2 separate regions of the Homo sapiens genome follow, and region 2 is linked to region 1. The links are chromatin contacts, found by Hi-C in ENCODE. All regions are on one chromosome and are shown on one strand. Each heading gives the region's core, a stretch centred on a gene start or an enhancer-like site at or near the end of the contact. The rest is flanking DNA. Distances are from core to core; before and after follow the strand shown.

What was found. Hi-C counts contacts between places; a loop is a spot of excess contacts on that map. Pooled maps may share reads with other maps.
Region 2: a map of heart right ventricle shows a loop between it and region 1 (6-fold over the local background). The contact joins the promoter of OR9A4 here to the enhancer-like site in region 1. A Hi-C loop is called at or near these places in 3 of 168 maps with a recorded cell type or tissue (Calu3, astrocyte of the cerebellum and heart right ventricle) and 1 of 50 pooled maps.

What each region holds. Positions count from the first base shown.
Region 1 is chr7:141,860,802-141,867,146 of GRCh38, forward strand. It overlaps the pseudogene OR9A3P. Among named protein-coding and RNA genes, the nearest start is that of PRSS37, 22 kb to the left of the region's middle. Within about 2 kb of position 4,115, at least 2 of the 41 ENCODE cell types and tissues checked have a DNase peak (open chromatin) inside an H3K27ac peak, as active enhancers do.
Region 2 is chr7:141,912,654-141,918,998 of GRCh38, forward strand. OR9A4 (olfactory receptor family 9 subfamily A member 4) reads left to right here and starts at 3,746. Exons shown (of 2, transcript NM_001001656.3): 1 at 3,746-3,983; 2 at 6,193-6,345. The coding sequence starts at 6,223. RefSeq lists a silencer at 2,603-2,803.

The DNA of each region.
Region 1 (6,345 bases), core at 2,865-5,364:
AGCAGCAGCTTCCTCTGGCCCACAGAGCAATCTCAGCACTAATCAGTCAGGAGGCAGCCTGGGTCGAGTCCTAGAGAGCCATTCAACTTTTCACTTCAGGGTATTTCTCTGGAGATGAGTGTTTTCCAGGAGTTCTGCTCTGTGAAGGAGAAACTAGGAGAGGCTCAGAATAGAACGTTCTGGGCCTGTTTGCCCTCTAGGATGAGGACACTCAGATTTTATTAAAGAGTAATAGGCTCATCTTCAAATTCTTCTTGCATAGCAGAAAGCACTTTCAACTATTCTCTGACTCAGTGCTTGACATAGGCACAGGTCATTGCTATTGTTAGAACCATCATCTCTCCTTTCTTTTTACTGGGTCCCACGTAAGCAGAGATTGTGGGAATTCGGACTGAGTTCTTCTATCGAGTTGATCCTTGTTACCCAAATATCATTTTACAAGAGGTCTCAGAGAGAGGACTGAATGATGACTGGGCACTGTGTCAGTGAAGACAGAAGGGAGAGAAAGCAGCTGCTTCAACATTGGCCATAGCCAAGTGTGCATAGGCTCTGACCATAGATTCATCCTTTAATTGATGAATTCATTTAATTCATTCAGAAATAATACTAGATCATGAGACACAATGAACAAGAATGACAATCTTCTTGCTTTCATGGTGCTTACATTGTAAAATGAATGACAAAATAAACAAAACGTAAACATACAATTTCAAGTGATGAAGGCTAAAGAGAAAAGTAGATCTCAGTGAGGAGATAGCGAGTGAAGGATAGTATGTGTTTTTTTAGACAGAATGATGAGGACAGTTTCCCTGAACTTGGACACTTAAGCAAAGACCTGAAGGAAGTAAGGGATAAAGCCCAGAAATTCTAAGGTACTCAGGAAATGGGGTCTATTTTACGTTAGTGACAGCTGACTTTTTAATTTCTGGTATGATTTTGGGAGAAAAATGTGATTATATAAGGAACATTGAGGATACATCCCAACCTTTCTAATAGAATGAGACCATAGCCTCGATATTTAGGACCTGGGCTGAACCTGGAAGTCACACTTGGTGGCTTTGAGCTCTCCTAGAGGCAAGGTCTGTAGACCTAAATCCTTTTGTTTGCCAGTCCGAGTATGAGGTCAAAGTGGGACAGAGAGAGGCTGAGGATAAAAGTTCCTCCTTTATATTCTGTCTGAATCTTTCTTCTCTCGCAATGATGAAAAGAGTTGTCAGAGTCTTAGAGAGAGATGGCCAGGTTCAACTCAGGCCAGGTGTGGTTTGTCAGCCTTCTGTGAGAAGACACATTCACTGAGGACAAAAGTAAGGGAGGCTTTCATCCCCAAGATAGGAAGGAAGAAAGGAGTAATCCATGCAGGGAACCAGCTGACCAGTAGATTGAGAGATCCTCAGTCCTTGCCCTTGAAAATTTACAGATACTCCTCAGGAGGAGACTTCCATACCCTCACTCTCACCAACACACAGCAATAATGATGAAGGTAAAGCAAAAGTTTTAAAATAAACATCCTGTAAATGGAACCTACATTCTGATGAAACAAAGAAATCGAGTAACCAGCTCAGGGGCGTTGGCAGGGAAACTTTTGTATAGAACATGATACTGGAGCAGGAATTTACAGGATAGAAAATACTTGGCAGACAGAGTAGTTTAGGACCTTCCAGGTGGAAGGGAGTTAGTGGTAGAAATGAACACACTGTGGTCCTGGAGGCTGACTGCTGGCTGTTCAGAGCAGAGAGGGAGGCAGGTGAAGTGAGCATTGGGGGTGCAATGGTGCATGCTGGGCAGGGTATAGGCTCTCATGTCTAAGGTATGGCACTGGGGACTGGGATCATCTTCATGACCAACTCAATTTTCCTCACACATTGTACATATTTAGAAAAATTGCCACTGACCATATACAGGAATAGTAGAAGACAAATGCCTACCATTCTAGTCATGGTGTGTGGCCTGTGAACAGGAGGGGGATTGCAGAACAGTTTCTAATTCTGTTAAGATGAGAAGCCGTATTAACTCTCTTTTGTTTTCTAGATTTCATGAGTTAAAAGCACTCAGAAGTAAATGTTGGGGAATTACTCTAGCGCCACTGAATTTTTTCTCTTAGGCTTCCCTGGCTCCCAAGAAGTACGCCGTATCCTTTTTGTGAACTTCTTCTTCTTGTACGCAGTGACAGTGATGGGAAACACGGTCATCATCGTCACTGTCTGTGTTGATAAACATCTGCAGTCCCCCATGTATTTTTTCCTGGGCCACCTCTGTGTCCTGGAGATCCTGATCACATCCACCGCTGCCCCTTTTATGCTGGGGGGTTGCTGCTTCCAAGCACCCAGATCATGTCTTTGACAGCCTGTGCTGCACAGCTATATACCTTTCTTTGGGTACCTCGGAGTTGGCATTAATGGGAGTGATGGCTGTGGACCATTATGTGGCTGTGTGTAACCCTTTGAGGTACAACATCATTATGAACAGCAGCACATGTGTCTGGATGGTCATTGTATCATGGGTGTTTGGGTTCCTTTTTCAAATCTGGCCAGTTTATGCCACTTTTCAGCTTACTTTCTGCAAATCAAATGTGTTAGATCATTTTTACTGTGACTGAGGACAATTGCTCAAGGTATCCTGTGAGGACACTCTTTTCACAGAGTTTATTCTTTTTCTAATGGCTGTTTTCATTATCATTGGTTCTTTTGATCCCTACGATTGTCTCCTACACCTACATCATCTCCACCATCCTCAAGATCCCGTTAGCCTCTGGCTGGAGGAAATCCTTTTCCACTTGTGCCTCCCACTTCACCTGTGTTGTGATCGGCTACAGCAGCTGCTTGTTTCTCTACACGAAACCCAAGCAAACACAGGCAGCCAAGTATAACCGGATAGCGTCACTGCTGGTTTTAGTGGTGACCCCTTTTCTGAACCCTTTCATCTTCACCCTGAGGAATGACAAATTCATACAGGCCTTTGGAGATGGCATGAAACACTGCTATCAACTCCTCAGAATTTAGCTCTGTCCTGGGGACAATCCTTATCATGGACTTCAGTAATCTGAAGGTACTAATTTAAATCTAAAATGACAGTTTTCATCATCAAATAGTTTGTAATCTACAAAGAACATTTAGGGCATAGACAGTGCTTCAATTCATTATTGGGTGACTTCATTAAAAAGAATAAATACATCAATTTATTCTTTTTAATGTATATAAATACATGTCCCAAAATAAATATGACAAGTGTAAACATCTGAAATACATGAAGATTTTAGAACTCTCAGACTGTGAATGGGAAAAGCAAGAAATGTGATTTATCTGATGTCTGCTGTACTAATTTGATTCTAGATGCCAGAATTATCTTCCCCTTTATTGCCTTATGGTTTCATGGTGTGTTCTCATCGTGTAAGCCTCACTATTGTGTCTCTCAGTGACCTGTGGTCCACCCTCAAGCTTTCAATGTAGTTCCTGCCTCCAATATTCAATGGTGATAGTAACTTTCTATGGGTTTTCTGACTGGAAGTTGTGACAGTGAACTCACTCCCCCATACTGACTGCTTAGCAATCTTCAGAATGAATGTGTTTTGATACAGGTTTAACCCTAATTTGTGCACCTTCTTAGCCATAGATGAAAGGTTTTAGAAAGAAACATTTTTTTTTACCTAACGTCGCCAACATCAAATGAGGGAGCGCAATGGAGGTATGTTCTGGAAGGCGATGTGATAAGGGATAGATGGCTTTGCGGTGTCCTTGGGCTGAGGGTGGATTGGAGAGAGGGCAGAGGGACAGGTGGCCTGTGGCCCCTTTTTCTGTCTCACACATTCTTCAATCTTGACATGGTACATTCACCCTCCATGTTCCCTTTGCTATCCCACTTCCTGCTCAGTTTCTTTATTAATTTCATTTATTCTCTCTCTCTCTGTTAGTACCAGATTCATCTCTTTGTTCCTTTTCCCCCTTCATTCACTCACAAAAACCAAGTTTATCAAGCCACCTTCTAGCTCCACAGTGAGCTCCCTTAATCCTTATATCTCAGTTTCTGTGTTGCCCCATCGTCTCCCTTGTTCCTGTCATACCCACTATTCTCAATTAATATTTCTGTATTGCATGACACAGATTTCTTCTGCATTCTTACACAAGTGATTACACATGTTTGGAGCAACCTAAATGGACATCAAAAGGTGACTACTCATATGATTTATGGCACTTTCATTCAGTTGAACATTACATAACTGTAGGAAGAATGAGGAAGTTTTCTTTGTCATTACAAGAAAGTACTTCAGGGTACACAGTTGAGAAAGAAAAGCAAAGAGTAGACCAATTTTTTTATGTGTTTCCTTTTTGTAAGAACAAAGCAAAACTCTGTTTATATTTCTATTTGGGTATAGTTGCATGAAGAAATGCCTAGGAGGGAAACCAGGAAATCAGTTATCTTGGGGATGTGTTGGTGGGAATGGCATTCATGGGAATAGTCGGTGAGGGAGGCTGTTTATGATACAGCTGTGTACATTGCTTTCACTGCTACTTCATAATAATGTGTTACCAACTCAAAAATAAAAGACATCATTCTGCTTCTAATTGCCAAGGAAAGTGTGCTTGCTTATCCAAATATCTGATGGTAACAAAGGACATATTTTGACAGAAGAATCTTTAGTAACTCTAGATACTTTGTAATGTTTCTGCAGAGCTGAGTAGTGGTACTGGGAGAATAATAAGGGAGAAGAGATGGAGCTTCACATTTCTCTCATTCCCAGACCTTCAGTGCTTTTGTAAGACTATATATTGTTGGGATATTGTGGGGGCTTCTTTTAATTATCCTATGTGTGTTGAAATTATCTTTGTCCAATCTGTTTTGTTTTTACTCTTTGCATCTTAATGAAATCTTCTGTCATATAGAGGTATTCATTTTGCCTTTGTCTGGTTAATTATTACTTTTATGATATATATTTCTGTAATCATTTAAAAAGTTTTTTTCTATTCAAATGACTTAACGAAAGTCCATTGTAATATTTACATGCCCTGACAGAGTAGATGTAACACAATAGATTTTATTTAAAAAAAGAGAATAATGGGAAAGCATGTGCAAAAGTTTTTAAAAAATATTTTCAGTAATCATATTGATGGAGATAGTATTCCAGGATGGTTGTGAGTATAATGTGAAACAAAGGAAATGTGTCCTTTATTTCAAATAAATATGGAATATTCTATTTCTTAATATAATATGGAGGAGCTTAGGTAAATCTCTATATATGGGCAGACTCAGTGCGTGTGCTCTCTCTTTCTCTGTCTCTCACTCCTGGCTCTGTTCATTGCCATAACTTAGCAACATTGGCCAATTCGATTACAATGAACATTCCTAGGCCCATATTGTAGTCTTGCAATACAATTTCCTGGTAAGAGAAATCAGGGCTTCTTGGAGAAATGACTGATTCCTCATCTAGGATGGGGAATCCACAAGATGAACTTGAAAATTCATATCATACCAGATGTGAAAGATTACTAGGGTTGTATTAGAATACTCAGGACTCAATTAGAGGAGACTTCTACTGGCCAAAGATGAAAGAAGTTGTGCTTCCAACCTATCAACTATTTTTAAATTTATGAGTTCACAATATTTAAAAAAAAATCACCTTCCAAAGATGATATTTTTTATTCATCAGACCTAAGCTTCTGAACCAACCAACTTATAGAAAACTATGTAGAGAACAGAAAGACACATTGAACTGCACCATGTAGGTGGAATTGGGAGAATGGAGATGCTAAGAATTCTACCATAAAAACACCTGAGCTTCTCAACAAATAGATTGGAAAGAGGTGAAAAGGCTGTAGAGAGAATCTGAAGATTAGAATCGATGTAAAGAACATATCAAATAAAAAAAAGTAGAAGACTCTATAGTGTGTGATAATTTAAACTGGAGTGATAAAATCTTTAAGGAATACAAATAAATGATTACTTAAAGGTAAAGATTATCATTACTTCTGAGGATGTGATGAGTGAATTAGAATAGGACACATGAATGGGCTTCTGCGGTTGCTATTAAAGTTGTATTTATTGATCCAAGGGGTGGTTGCAAAATAATTTCTTAAGCTATGCATGTGTTCAGTGTAGTGTTTCTATATACGTTTCACTTTAAAATAAAATGATTTAATCTTCTCTATATATTTTAATAGTTTCAATTTCTGATTTTGATATTTATTTAAAAAATAGGTTATTATTTATTTTGGGATAGGTTAAAGGTTGACGACAGGCTGGACCTCTAGAAATCACAGCTTTAGGCAAGAGTTAAGGGCTAAAAGTTCATTTGTGGGTGGGGGGATGCACTTCTACTATAGCAAAGTAAAATGAAGTGAGACAGGAAAGCAT
Region 2 (6,345 bases), core at 2,496-4,995, 51 kb after region 1:
CAGAAAAAAAAAAAAAGTGATGAATAGGTTTATTACCTTAATTGTGGTGATGGGTTCATAGATGTACACTTATTTCCAAGTTCATCAAATTGTTTACTTTAAATGTGTGCAGTTTTCTCTATATCAACCATTCCTCAATAAAGCTGTTAAAAATTTAAAAATCTACCGTAAGCAAGACAGTATGTTTTGGGCAAAAGAATAGAGAATTAGATCAATGAAGCATAACAGAGAGCCCAGAAATAGACCCACACAAATATAGTCAACGAATCTTTAATAAAAGAAGAAAGGCAATCCAATGAGAAAGGATAATCTTTTCGACAAATGTTGCTGGAATGACTGGAAATCCAAACCAAACAGACAAACAAAATTTAGACACAGACTTTATACCTTTGGCAAAAAATTAACTCTACTTGGATCATAAACCTAAATGTGAAATGTAAAGCTTTACAACTCTAAAACAAAACATAGAAAAACCTAGGTGACCTTGGCTTTTGTAGTGACTTTTTAGCTACAATACCAAAAGCACAATATGTGAAAGAAAGACTTAAGAGAATGAGAAGAAGAGACACAGTTTGGAAGAAAATACTTGCAAAACACATACACATTACAGAACATGTATCACAAATATACAAAAACCTCAAAACTCAACAAGAAACTACTTGGTTACAAAAATGGGGAAATATCTGAATAGATCACTAAAGAACATGTATAGATGACAAATAAGCATGTGAAAAGATGTTCCACATCATATATCATCAGGGAATTGGAAATTAAAACAACAATGAGGCCAGGCATGGTGGCTCATGCCCATAATCCTAGCACTTTGGGAAGCCAAGGCAGGTTGATCACCTGAGGTCAGGAGTTCGAGACCAGCCTAGCCAACATGGCAAAACCCCACCTCTACTAAAAACATACACACACACACACACACACACACACACACACACACACACACACACACACACACCCTGGCATGGTGGTGGGTGCCTGTAATCCCAGCTACTAGGTAGCCTGAGGCAGGAGAATCGCTAGAATCCTGGGGGTGGAGGTGGAGGTTGCAGGGAGCCGAGATAATGCCACTGCACTACAGCCTGGGTAACAGGGTGAGACGCCATCTAAAATAAAATAAAATAAAATAAAATAAAATAAAATAAAATAAAATAAAATAAAATAAAATAAGATAAAATAAAAATAAAATAAAATAAAATAAAATAAAATAAAATAAAATAACAACAAGACACCACTGCACACCTAGTAAGTGGCTAAAATCCAAAACACCAGATGCTGGTGAGGATGTGGACCAACAGGAACTCTCAGTCATTGCTGGTGGGAATGCGACATGGTACAGCCACGTTGGAAGACAGTTTGGTACTTCCAAAAGTTTGGTACTTTCTTACAAATTTTAGCACACAATCCAGTAATAGTTCTCCTTGATATATACCCAAATGAGTTGAAAATTAATCTCCACACAAAAACTACTACGTGAATATTTATAGCAGCTCTATTCATAATCGTCCCAAGTCAGAGGCAATCAAGATGTCCATTATGGTCGGATTTTTGTGCCTCTAAATTCATCCCTTGTAGACTTAACCCACAGTACCTTAGAATGTGAACTTATTTGGAAATAAGGTTGTTGCAGGTGTTATTAGGTAGTATGAGGTCATAATGGAGTAGGGTGGGCTCCTAAGCATATGACTGATATTCTTATGAAAAGAATGCCACTTGAAGACATACACAGGAAAAAATGACTTGTGAACTTAAAATATAAACCAGAAAAGAAATAGAAAAAAAATCAACAAAGCCAAAGTAAAGTCTCTGAAAAAATTAATAAAATGGATAAATCCCTAGCAAGAATAATAAGGAAGCAAAAGCACACAAAGTAACAATATCAGAAATGGGAACAAGGGATATCATAACAGAGACAGTGAACCTTGAAAGCATGAAAATGAGTATGAGCAACTTTATGCCAATAAACCCAACAATTTAGATGAACTAAGCAATTCTCTTGAACACAATTCTTCAAAATGGACACAAACTGAAGTAGAAATTCTGAATAGTCACATAGCTATTAAATACATGGAACCCGTAATTAAAAACTTTCTCACAAATAAAACTCCTGGCCTAAATGTTCTCAATGATGAACTTTGCCAAACGATTTAGGAGGAAATAATGCAAATGTTTTTTTCCCATAAAATAGGAAAAGAGGGCTTATTTTTCCATTCATTTATGATAGCTCAAACCTGACAAGGACCTTACAAGAAAGGAAAACCACAGACCAATATCTCTCATTAACATAGAGGCCTAAATGAAAAGTGGACCAAATATATTGCAGCAATTTAAAAAGGGATAGTATAGCCAAGAATTATCTCATAATCCTTCCCAGTCAATTTCCTTCCAAGAATTGCCTGGGATTTCTTTTATGGATTTTGTCCATTCTAGAGCATGTTACATTAGGACCATACATTAAGCATATTTTGGTGTCAGATTATTTTATGCAGTGTAATGTATCTGAAATTTGTTTATGTTGTATACATCAGTACTTTGTTACTTTTTTCCTGACCATTATTCCCTTATATAAATACGTAGTTGACTCTCATTACTGGGGTTAGTTATGTCTTATAAAGTCGCTGGGATCACTGAATTAGCAAGTAGTGAATCATTGCTGAATAGTATTTCCTCATATGAATATCAAATTATCTTGTTGATGGGCATTTATTTTCTGTCATTAGTAGCTATAATAAATATACAATGAACATGATAACAGAAATATTTGTGAGGACATGTTTTCATTTGTATTAGGCAACTGCCTAGAAATAGAATTGGTAGGTCACAGAGTAGATGTATATTTAAGTTAATAAGAAACCAATGTTTTCCCAGGGGTTTTTATTATTTTACATTCCTTCCTACTGCTCCATTTTCTACTCTGCCACTGTATAGTTAATAACCCTGGAAACATGTCTGGAGAAACCGAACCATGCCTTGACTTAGGGAATTTGGATCTGTAATTTGCTTTCTCAGACAAAGGTTCCATCCTCCTCGGACTTCCTCATTTCTCAGCACCCTTCCTTCACAGTTCTCCACCTGTCATAACATGACTCAGCACAGCCACCTGGGCAGCTGTCAGCACAGTTCCCATGACTGAGAAGCCACAGTTGGAATGTCTGCATGTTGCAAACAGTGGAATGGGTGTAGCATGAACAGTCCATGAGGTTGAAGCAGGTGGCAGACCCTGTCTATTACTCACTTAGCAGGGTTCCCATAACTATGGGCAGAGGATTTCTGATAGGAGTGCAGAGATCATCTGGAAACACGTGCTTCATAATACTTGGAAATGAAGAGAAAATTTTTGATAAAATTCCATTTGGTGGCCTCTAGAATTTTGCTCTGTGCCTAGGAGTCACTAGTGGGGCCATCATGGCGAGCGGGGAGCTTAGGCTCCACAGGGCCACGTGGAATCAGGGAGAGGCATGGAGCAGTTCAGGGGGCTAACCATTCACAGCCTGGGTTGCATGGTGATAACTCAGAGCCTGAAGGAAGGCAACCTGGAGTGTTGAGAGGTTCCTCATGAGGGAGATTTCAAGTTTGCCCATTAGACAACTTTTCGGTGTTCTAAAACTTGATTAACCTCAGGAGGGAAGGGTGAATGTTTTTGGCAGCTTTTCCTTGACAGCATCCCTGGTGTGTCTCTGAACTTGTACAAATTGTTCCTCAGTGAATACTCATCCTTGGAGACAGATAAGGGAGTGAGAGAAGGAAGCAAAGAGAAGGAGAGAGATAGAGACAGTTGGACTCTCTCCTCAGCACTCGTATTTCTGGACTTTTGCATAAGCTTCTGTATGAGGACAGTATCCTTCACTCTGAATGGAGACAGAAGCAGCTGTTCCTGTCTCCTGAGCATAGCTCAGCACTAGGTGAGCGAGAGATAGCCTGGGCTGGTCCCTGGGGAGCAGTAGAACTTTCCAGTCCAGGCTGCTTCTCCGGAGGTGAGTGTCTTCCAGAGGGGGTTCCTTTCTGTGAAGTAGACAGTAGGAGAGCATCATGATGGGAGGGCCGGGGCTTGGCTGCCTCCTAGAACAAGGATACCTAGAGCCTGAAGACTGGACAGTGGGAGTTGCATAGAGGATGAGCTCTACAGCAAAGCCTGTCTCCAGAGCAGAGGGCAGAATCATTTCTTCTCTGCCCTATGCTGGCGAGAGGCACAATGCTCTGCCACTACCCAAGTCCCTGCTCTCTCATTTCTCCCCATTCCTTCCATATATCTGCCTGCCACATAGTAGGGGAGCTCCAGGGAGAGAGATTGCAGGTTGACTTTATGTTGCTTCAGAGAAGAATGAATGGAGAGAAGAGTCAGGCTGTATAGTCCTTGTTCATTCACTGATTTTTTTTCTTTAATCTATTCATTGATATATTCATTTAAAATACAGAGTGCATACTCTGTTCTAGTGTCAGACTCTGTTCTTGGCACTGGTAATACAAGAGAGATGAAGTGAACGAGAAAGAGAAATGACCTACCTATGAAGTATTTAATTAAATATTGGATTTTGATGATAAATTAATAAACAAGTAATAGTATAATGTGACTGGAGATATTGGTGAGGATAATTAGTATGAAAAATGTAGCCTAACACAGGTTTGAGAGGAAGGTGTGCCTGTATTGTTTTAGAGAAGCTGAGTGGGAAGGGGCCCATAAAGAGGAAACATTTGAGCAAATACCTGAATGTGGTAAGGGAAGGAGTCCAGACATTCTAAGGAGTTCAGAGTGATCCATTTTGGTGTCTTCTGACACTTTTTGTTGCCCCAGGACTCTGGAGAAAACAGGTGGTCACGGAGGAGCAGATCTGCTCTGTGGACCTTCCAAGCTGCTCTAACAGACTGAGACCATGGCAAGTTGGATGCAGGCACAGACTTCCCATTGGGAGGTCTTGTCTCTCTGCTGAAACTGGGGTGTTGAGAACTGGGAGATGCAGAGGATAAGTTACCTCCACACCACAGCTGTTTTCTTGTCTCCTGGCCCTAGGGTGGAGGCTGTGTTGGGAGTTGAGAATTAAAGTTCCAGCCTCTTCACTCCTGGACTTCTCCTCCTCCTCTTTGTCATCTCATAACAAGAGGAATCAAAATCTCAGAGCTAGAAATTGTTAACTGGGAGCTGATCAGACTCTGTCTGCGTGGGGGAGACACAGTCACTTAGATAAGAGGTGGGGATGGCTTTCATTATAAAAATAAAAGAGGAAGAAGTGGGTAATCCACTCAAGGGAGCTGGTATCCCAGAGGTCAGGGAAAAACTCAATACTTTGTCTTAAAATGGCTCTTACCTTGTGACAATGTCCTGGATAGACCTCACTTCCCGACATCACCCCCCAAAATGGTAAATATAACTGAAGTGAAAACTTTTAAATGAACATAATGCAAATGGAGCCTGTGTTTAGAGGATACAGAAGAAAAAAGTAACCATGCCTGTGTGAGATTGGCTAGGAATACTTTATTTATTTATTTTTTGAGACGGAGTCTCACTCTGTTGCCCAGGCTGGAGTGCAGTGGTGCGATCTCAGCTCAAGCAATTCTCCTGCCTCAGCCTCCTGAGTAGCTGGGATTACAGGCGCGCACCAACATGCCCAGCTAATTTTTGTATTTTTAGTAGAGACGAGGTTTCACCATGTTGGTCAAGCTGGTCTCAAACTCCTGACCTGGTGATCCGCCTGCCTTGGCCTCACAAAGTATTGGGATTACAAGCGTGAGCCACCGCACCCAGCCAGGAATACTTTCTTATAATTGTTTAGATGCATTAGGATTTGCAAGATGGAGACATAATAGGCAGAGAAGGCAATTTAGTTCCACCCAAGATGATAGAGGTGCTGGTGTAAGTGAACACATTGTGATCATGGAAGCAGACAGGGTGGCCGGTGAGAGCAGAGTTGGAGGCAGATGTCCAGTGTATTGAGAAAGAGTGCATACTAGGGTGGGTGGGTTTTCATGTTTACCATTTGGTATTCATAACTGGATTTCATCTTCTTGAACATATACATTTATCTTCAAAAGATATATATTCTTCATGAAGTATTTGACATCAACATCGTGTAGAAAATAGTAGAGTCAGGTTATGGAGTTGAGGAGCAGGAGAGGAATGTTTTTTCAACCTGAAATGTCCTTAATCTTTTTAGGATAAGCGGTTGTTCTCTCTCTTTTGCTCTCTAGATTTCACAAGGAACAAGGGCTTAGAACTAAATGTTGATGAATTACTCTAGTGCCACTGAATTTTATCTCCTTGGCTTCCCTGGCTCTGAAGAACTACATCATATCCTTTTTGCTATATTCTTCTTTTTCTACTTGGTGACATTAATGGGAAAC